Linked DNA regions of Homo sapiens: region 1 is linked to region 2. Evidence: chromatin contacts called from ENCODE Hi-C or POLR2A ChIA-PET data. All regions are on one chromosome and are shown on one strand. The core of a region is the stretch at or near the end of the contact, and the rest is flanking DNA. Distances in the headings are between cores, read along the strand shown.

Region 1 (2,500 bases), core at 1-2,500, 70 kb after region 2:
AGGGCAGCTTCGGGGACCTGTTCCTAGTGGTGGCTGTGTACGCCAACCTGGCCAGCATTTACCGGAAGCAGAAGAACCGGGAGAAGTGTGCACAGGTGGTGCCCAAAGCCATGGCCCTGCTCCTGGGGACGCCTGACCACATCTGCAGCACCGAGGCGGAGGGGGAGCTCCTGCAGCTGGCGCTGCGGCGGGCGGTGGGTGGCCAGAGCCTGCAGGCCGAGGCCCGGGCCTGCTTCCTGCTGGCCAGGCACCACGTGCACCTCAAGCAGCCCGAGGAGGCCCTGCCCTTCCTAGAGCGGCTGCTGCTTTTGCACAGGGACTCGGGAGCCCCAGAGGCCGCGTGGCTCTCAGACTGCTACCTACTCCTGGCTGACATCTACAGCCGCAAGTGCCTGCCCCACCTGGTGCTGAGCTGTGTCAAGGTGGCCTCATTGCGGACACGGGGCTCGCTGGCCGGCTCGCTGAGGAGTGTGAACCTGGTGCTCCAGAACGCCCCCCAGCCCCACAGCCTCCCTGCCCAAACTTCCCACTACCTCAGGCAAGCGCTGGCCTCCCTGACCCCGGGCACAGGCCAGGCGCTGCGCGGCCCCCTCTACACCAGCTTGGCCCAGCTGTACAGCCACCATGGCTGCCACGGCCCGGCCATCACCTTCATGACGCAGGCAGTGGAAGCCAGTGCTATTGCCGGAGTCCGTGCCATCGTGGACCACCTGGTGGCCCTGGCCTGGCTGCACGTGCTTCATGGGCAGAGCCCGGTGGCCCTGGACATCCTGCAGTCTGTCCGGGATGCAGTGGTGGCCAGCGAGGACCAGGAGGGCGTGATTGCCAACATGGTGGCCGTGGCTCTGAAGAGGACGGGCCGGACGAGGCAGGCAGCTGAGAGCTACTACCGCGCCCTGCGGGTGGCTCGGGACCTGGGCCAGCAAAGGAACCAGGCAGTGGGGCTGGCCAACTTCGGGGCCCTGTGCCTGCATGCGGGTGCCAGCAGGCTGGCCCAGCACTACCTCCTGGAGGCCGTGCGGCTGTTCTCGAGGCTGCCCCTTGGGGAGTGTGGCCGGGACTTCACCCACGTGCTCCTGCAGCTGGGCCATCTCTGCACCCGCCAGGGCCCGGCCCAGCAGGGCAAGGGCTACTACGAGTGGGCCCTTCTGGTCGCCGTGGAGATGGGCCACGTGGAGAGTGAGTGCCCCAGTTCCTTCTGTGTGCCTTCCGGGGCCACTCGGGTCAGGGCACACCTGGGGTTTGTGATTCAGACACAAGCGGTGGTTTTTCCACCATCGAAAGTGCTGAGTCATGGCAAACAGCAGATGTTGGCAAGCGCCCTGGAGACAGGCAGTTCCCACGCAGGGCCAGGCCCTCTCTGCCCTACTGGGGGAGCCAGCTCCTCCCGGTTTGCCCAGGGACCATCCTGCCTTGAGCACTGAAAGTCCTGCATGCTGGGAATCCCTGAAGTCTGGGCAACGGGCGGTGGGTCACCCTAGACATAACCCTGGAAGCGAGGCAGGCTCCGCTGAGCTGGGACTTGGGGCCCCTCCATGAGCCAGGCCCTGAACGCCGGTGCTTGTGCCCATGTTATCTGCTTGACATCTCGGCAGCCCTGTGCACCTGTCATCCCACTTCACAGAGGACGCAGGGGCGGGTGGTTACCCAAAGCCGCAGAAAAGTTTATGCAAAAGCAGCTCGTTGTGCAGAGTGTGCCACGTCCCACCCACAAATGGGGCTTGTGGGGTCCTTGGGTGGCAGGGGCTGAGCATGGGAAAGTGAGCTTCAGGCCAGAGAAGCCACAAAAGGGTGAGTGGTGTGATGGCGGGGCAGCTCTTGGCCCCGGGTTAGGGAAGCCTCTTTAGTCTGGGGCCAGAGGGTTGAGAAGATTTAGTCAAGTAATACGTGGTGGGTGAGGGGCTGGTGGTGTAGCCTGTGTGAAGGCCCAGGGGTGAGCGAGTAGGGGTGAGTGAGTGGGGGTGTGATGGGGGTGAGTGAGCAGGGGGTGAGTGAGTGGGGGTGTGATGGGGGTGAGCAGGGGGTGAGTGAGCGGGGGTGTGAGCGGGTGAGCGGGGATGAGTGGGGTGTAAGTGGGGGTGAGTGAGCAGGGCCTATGCAGGGAGGTGCAGAGTTGGGCGTGGGTTGGTTGGGTGCTGGATGGTGAGAAGCTCTGCTGGAGAGCTAAGCAGGGCCTGGGGCCTCAGGCTGTGGCTTGGCCTTTTCCCTAAGGGCACTGGGGAGCCATCTGCCCAAGGAGGAGTGGGGGGGTTCAGACCCAGGCTTCTTCCCCAGGGCCATTCTCTGACTGCAAGGAGACCCTCCAGAAACCCGGCACCCCAGCCCCCACAGCAGCCTCCGGTGGGTCCTGGCACAATAGCCTGTGGCACCTCCTACGAGGCCCTCCCCGGGGTGCTGGGGGATTCAGACTTGGAAACGCAGGCCAGGGAACGAGGATCATGCTTCCCTGTCTCCCCACCCCGCGTTGAACAGTCGAGGAGACCGGGGGCCAGGGGACGAG
Region 2 (6,118 bases), core at 1,790-4,289:
CACAGACACACACAAAGGGAAGACGGGGCGAGGACACAGACACACACAAAGGGAAGACGGGGCGAGGACACAGACACACACAAAGGGAAGACGGGGCGAGGACACAGGGAGAGGGCGGCCGTCCACAAGCCAAGGAGAGGGGCTTTGGAAGGAAGTAACCCAGCTGACACCTTGATCTCAGACTTCTGGCCTCTAGAATCAGCAAAAAAATAAGTGTCTTCTCTTTAAGCCACCTGGTCTTTAGTACTTTGTTATGGAGCAAATTAACACAACCCCTCAGGAGCCTCTGTCCACCTGGGGGAATCTGATCTGCCAGGCCAGCAGCTGCCCAGGAGGATATTTAGGCTCAGAAGGAGCACAGGCCTTGCTCAAGGATCTGGTGCCCACTGGTGGCAGACCTGGCACTGGAATCCCCCCACCCCACCCCCTGCCCCAGCTCAGGTACCTTCCTCAACCCCACCCCCTACTGGTCCCCTTGTGACCACATGGGCTGCAGTGAGATGAAGCTACACCACACTGATTGTCACTTGCTGGGCTCACCATGTGTGGACTGGCCGGCCATACTACTGGGGAAACTGAGGCAGGGGGCGCCCCACAGCTAGGACATTGGATTCGGATCCAGGCCTGTCTGGTATGGGATGCCATCTCCTTCCACCTTGCCATGTGCTATATAAACAATCGCTCTGGCCACCTGAAATCAACAGGCAACAAAAGTAAGGCAACTGCATGGCCTCGATCCACACCTGGGTCATCCTGGAGGTGCCCTGTGTCAGGAACTGAAGACATGGACACAGCCCAAAGGAACAGGGAGCCTGCAGCACACGAGGGTTAGACAGGCTGCCCTGGGCTCTAAGCCTTCGGCCCATTTGGGCAGCTGGAGACTGGACCAGATGATGCTCAGCCACTCCTACCAGTGCTGAGCTCTGGAATAATGCCAGCGGGTGTGGGGAGGGCCACAGGGGACCTGCCCTTGTTGCCCTTGTTGATGATGGAAGCTCCTGTCCTGCCAGACATACACAGTGGCCGGACGTTAGAGCCCACATGCCAGGAACAAGGGACCATGCTGTCTGCTCTCCCCCACTGTGTGGGTGGAATGCCTGCTGTGCGCATCATCGGCTGGGGACAGGGCTGGGCAGGGGCGACAGGTGGCCCGGAGAGCACACATTGCCAGTTCCAAAGGGCTGGATTGATTCAGAGGGTCTGAGCTGAGCTGGCCACCCAGCAATGACCATCCCAAACTACCGAGGGCCTCCCAGGTGTGGGGCTCTTCATGTTGTACCTTGTCCCCTCCAGGCAACCAATGCTACTGCTCTTACAGGTCAGGAAGCCAAGCTCTGGAAGGTGCCACCTATGCCTAAGACCACCAGGCAGTCACCATGGTTCAAACCCCAGTCTCTGCCCCCAACTGCCCCAGTGCCCCCACACCCCTTCTCGTCAGATGCAGAGGAGAGATGCCAGCACTGCTTCTGAGGCTCTCCCTGATGACAGGGGGGACCACAGGTATCAATTATGGCCACAAGAAGCATAAAATTACTCTGTGTGCACCCAGCCATTATCCCCACCTGCCATTAGATAAATGTGTCTGGAGGTTCTGCCAAGTCTCAGGGTGCCCTGCTCCCCAGCCACTCCCAGATAACTAGGTTGGCCATTTCAGAAATCCTCTTCCAAAGGGTTCTGCCTCTGACCTCCCCAACCGCCTGCCATTGCTCTCAGCTACTCCCAAAGGCTCCCGGCAACGCCGTCCCTCCTTCCTTGGATTGGAGGGGGAGGGAGACAATCTCCCCAGGGAGGGGAGTCCCTGGCCCTTAGCCCCCGCCCCCTTCTAGGCCTACAGCCCACAGGAAGCTCTTACTAAATTCACATTCTCTCCCCAGTCCGATCTCCCTCAGGGGAAGCGGCTGTCCCCATTGGTTTCTGCACCATGGCCAAGGGCCATACTGCAGTCCCTGGCGCGACAGGCTTAGAGGAAAGAGCACAAGAGTCAGTGAGCCCGGGGTTCGAATCCCCGCCCCCCCTTCCTGAGCCAAGCAAGTGACTCAAGCCTGGTGCGCCTCGGGTCACACCCTGAAAAATGGGGTGACAGCCCTTCCCTGCCGGGAATGCAACGACAAGCCCTCAGCCCGGTGCGGGCCCCAGGAGGCTCTCAGATCCGGGCATCCTCAGGCCGCCTCCAGGGCTCACCGCCAAGGGCTCCAGTTCTAGGTCTCAGTTTCCCCAACAGCACAAGGCGCGGCTGGGCTCCAGCGCTGTGGGATTTTTCCAGCCCCGCACAGAGGCTGTCAGATCCCGGAGGGTGGGTGCGGCGGGAAAGGCAGGGGTGCGACGCGCAGGGGCGAGGGGCTGGAGACGCGCAGAGATCGGGTCGGGGCCGGGTCTGACACATGCGGGCTCCGGGTCCCCAGATCTGCTGCGGAGAGTCCTGGGCGCCGAGGGTCGGCCTGACGCCCCCAACCCAGGCGCTGCCAGAGCGGCGCAAGGGCGGCGCCCCCAGCTGCAAAGCCCCGCCTATCATCTCACCTCTGCGTGCCTAGGTCTGCTGGGGCCCCGGCCCTTCGCCCGGACCCCAGGCCCCCGCGCGGACCCTGACCGCTTTCTGCAGCCTGGAACAACCCGGACCCCCGTGAGAAGCAAAGAAGGGGCGCCTTCCAGACATCCTGGCGCAGCCACGCCGGCCGGCGCGCTGGGAAAGGATCCCCGGCCCGCGCCACTGAGCTACGCGCTCCGGGCGCAGGGCAGAGGGCTGCGCTCTGGCCCCTCGGGGCTGCAAAATCCTGGAGCAAAAGTTGGGTGGAGCCGCTGGGTGATTTTCCCCGGCGTTGCAGGTGCAGCCTCCGAATGCCACCCAGCCCTTGCGGCGCCGCGAGCCAGCGCGGGGACCCGTTGGTCCCTCGGTCCCCAGCACCCACCTGCACTCATCTCAGCAGCCGCTCGGAGTCGGGGCGGCCCGGCGCTGCGACAGCCAGACCCTCGGGCCCGCAGGTGCCGCGCCCGCGCTATCCTCCGCCCGCCCGCCGGCTCCGCGCCCGCTCCTTGCGCACACGCCAGGCAGCGCCGCCGCAGCCCCACGGCGCGCAGGCCACGCCCGTGCCACGCCCACTCTCACGCCCCTCCTGGCGGCCCCGCCCCGCGCCCCCGCTGCCGCCCGGGAGCACCCTGGGAAGTGTAGGCACCTCGACGCCACCGCTCCGCCTGGCTCCCCAGCTGCGGGGCGATCGGACTACAAGTCCCAGCACGCTTCGCGGCCAGCGCAGGCGCAGACGGGCGACGGCGGCTGAGGCCTTTCGCAATCGTTCTTAGATCTCTGCAGAGCTGTCGCCACGGCCTGAGGGGCGACGTGGGGACTGCCGCTCACGGAATCCGGGAGTCGCTAGGAGAGCGGCGCAGGGAAAAGCGAGCTTGGTGCAGCTCTTCTTGAGTAGTCGAGCTACAAGGCGCCTGAAGACCTTCTGGGCCAACTCTTCTTTACCAGTTTACAGAGAGGGAAACTGAGGCGGGGGCGGTGCTCGGGCAGGATTAGCCCGCATCCGTCGGCGAGGCTTGCACTGGTGGGGATTCGTGCGCAGGTTTCCTGCCTCCGGGCTTGGGCTGTCCGCGCCTCGCCACCCACCCCAGGCTCCCGTCGCTCCTCGCCGGCTGGCGCCCAGCTGGGGGGTGCACCGGGAGAGGTGGCGCGGCTCACTTCGGCGCAGTCCCCGGCCCCAGCCTCCACGGTGACCGGCTACCCTGTGACATCAGGCGCCCAGCACAGGGCCTGGACGCGGGTGCAGGAGAGGGAGTCAGGGAACGGGGAGGAGCAGGGGTCCCCACTGTGTGCCTGGTGCGACAAAAGGCGAGCTGCAGAGAGGTCGGGAGGAGCCGGCAAACACAAGGATGCCCACCAGGCGCGGAGGGCCTGGGCTGGAGGAGCATTTAGGATGCAGAATCGCGGGAACCTGGCATGGAGAGAGAGGCCAAGGACTTTTGGCTTGGGCCAGGGCTGTTTGGAGATGCTTTCAACAAGTGGAAGAAGATTGGGCACAGAAAATGTAGACTGAATGGAACACTGAGGCAGGAGCAGGTACTCCTCCCCCTCCCTCAGCAGCAGCCATCTCCCCCAAGAGGGGCCAGGATGGGAGGCCAGGAGTACAGTGGCTCAGTGGGGGAGCTGAAGTCCTGGGGAACCAGCCAAGCCCCACACACCCTAGAAATCCAGGAGGCCCAGCTAGGTGATTCTGCCCGCAGCCGCAGGGTTCCCATGCCAGTCCACTGGGATCTTGTGCCATGTAATTGAGGGGGCGCCAGATCTAAGGATCAGTGAACTAATGTGTGCCATGACCCAGTGTGAGTTGAGATCAATAAATGTCTTTGCTTTGCTATTATTATTCTCTGTGGCTAACATAGGGCCTGGCACAGAGCAGGCAGTCTGCAAATATCTGTTGAATAAACGGAGAGAAGGATAGAGGGGAGGGGAGAGTGCTGGCACCTGGCACTCCTGGATCATAGCCTGAGAGGTAGGCCAGGCACCCACCTGCCGTAGGTACACCCTGCTGCCACTTGCCCTCTAAGGAGCTCTCGGTCAGGCTCCCCCGCAGCCTCTGTTTCCTCCCTCTGTTTCCAAAGGCTCCTGAGAACCTCCCAGGGGTGCCATGATTTCCCCCACACAGCCTGGTGAGGACGGCAGGGAGCCCTCACACCTCTCTGCCAAGACCCTGTGAGCCAGAGGGTGGATGTGGGTGCCCCATTCCAGACTGGTTCCAGAGCCCAGGACAAGGGGCTGGGGAGCCTTAACAGTTCTCAACCTGGAAGGGCCTCGGGGCCATGTGGTTCCAACATCTTCTTTCACAAGGGCAGAAACCAAGGCCCAAAGACATACTGCCTCAAGTCACCCAGCAAGTTAGTGACAGGGTGGGGCTTGAGCCAGGTCTTTTCTTTCCTTCCTGCTCCGTGTCTGCTGAACTGGGACTTCAGCGAATCTGCTGGTTGAATTGAATCGATTGAAACAGACTTGGTTCTCTGTCCATGGTACTACAGGCCAGGTGTGACCTCAGGCAACTTGCTTGCCCTCTGTGTGCCTCAGTTTCTATATCCTTCAACTCACAGTGCATACATACCCCTTAGGATTCTCAAACACCTTCAGTGTGCTGGGCTTTCTAGTCCTAGTGAAGAAGATAGACAAGAAATCATTTCACATGCCACAAGATTCATTCTAGAAAAATGCTGCCCCTCTTATTTTTTAGCAGGCCTGGTGGGGTGTCAGGGGGTCTTCAAGGGGCTCATGGACACAGGGAGGCCCCAAATATGTCAAACCAAGGTCCTTTAAAGGTTTATTAAAAGGGGACCGGGCGCGGTGGCTCGCGCCTGTAATCCCAGCACTTTGTGAGGCCAAGGTGGGAGGATTGCTTGTGCTCAGGAATTTGAGACCAGCCTGAGCAACATGGCAAAACCCTGTTTCTATAAAAAATACAAAAATTAGCTGGGTATAGTGGTGTGTGCCTGTGGTCCCAGCTACTCTGGAGGCTGAGCTGGGATGATTGATTGAACCTGGGAGGCGGAGGTTGCAATGAGCCATGATCGGACCACTGTACTCCAGCCTGGGTGACAGACCCTATCTCATGAAAAAAAAAAATCATTAAACGTGCATTTAGAGGAGGGCCTTGGTGGGTACCTTGGAGGGTACCAACATGGAAGCAGGAGCCCCTGCCCTCCTCCTCCAGCCTCAGCTCACATGCCCTTCACCACACAGGGAAGCCCTGCAGTGACCCATGCCTCCTTCCAGCAGGCAGCGGGTAGAGACCTGAACTCCGGGGGCTCCCTTCTACCTCCAGTGCTTATCCAGGTTCCCTGGGGGCTCCCATCCCATTTCAGTGGGGATCCTATCAAGCCCCTGATAGGCGGGTGCCCCAGGCAGTGACCTTGAAGGCCCCAGGCCCCATTTGCCCATTTCCACACCCACACTTGGAGCACGGCCCTTGGCTGCACCGCTCCTGCCTGAGAATCTGCCTGCTTCACTGGACTGTGGACTTCTCTGCTCTGCAGAGAGGAGTCTTATACAGGGGAAGAAACTTGGCCCAGGCTTCTCATTCCGGGAAGCACTAGGGGGAAAGCTAGAGTTTTCCAAGGCACCAGCGTAAAGGGCAGG

The links. Hi-C counts contacts between places; a loop is a spot of excess contacts on that map. ChIA-PET counts read pairs that join two places held with the same protein, here RNA polymerase II (POLR2A). Pooled maps may share reads with other maps.
Region 1: a map of B cell shows a loop between it and region 2 (6-fold over the local background). The contact joins the enhancer-like site here to the promoter of ABLIM2 in region 2. A Hi-C loop is called at or near these places in 8 of 168 maps with a recorded cell type or tissue (B cell, CD4-positive, alpha-beta memory T cell, CD8-positive, alpha-beta T cell and 3 more), 11 of 37 single-sample maps with no recorded cell type and 13 of 50 pooled maps. POLR2A ChIA-PET finds 5 or more read pairs at or near these places in 8 of 52 experiments (AG04450, B cell, BJ and 5 more).

Annotation. Positions count from the first base shown.
Region 1 is chr4:8,227,466-8,229,965 of GRCh38, forward strand. It overlaps SH3TC1 (SH3 domain and tetratricopeptide repeats 1), which reads left to right. Exons shown (of 18, transcript NM_018986.5): 12 at 1-1,179. Among named protein-coding and RNA genes, the nearest start is that of SH3TC1, 29 kb to the left of the region's middle. RefSeq lists enhancers at 1-158, 1,148-1,407, 1,500-2,170 and a silencer at 1,928-1,987. Within about 2 kb of position 1,251, at least 22 of the 41 ENCODE cell types and tissues checked have a DNase peak (open chromatin) inside an H3K27ac peak, as active enhancers do; they include B cell, CD4-positive, alpha-beta T cell and CD8-positive, alpha-beta T cell, where a contact is called at or near this core.
Region 2 is chr4:8,155,774-8,161,891 of GRCh38, forward strand. It overlaps ABLIM2 (actin binding LIM protein family member 2), which reads right to left and starts at 3,040. Exons shown (of 21, transcript NM_001130083.2): 1 at 2,907-3,040. The coding sequence starts at 2,916. RefSeq lists silencers at 2,757-3,246, 3,587-3,646.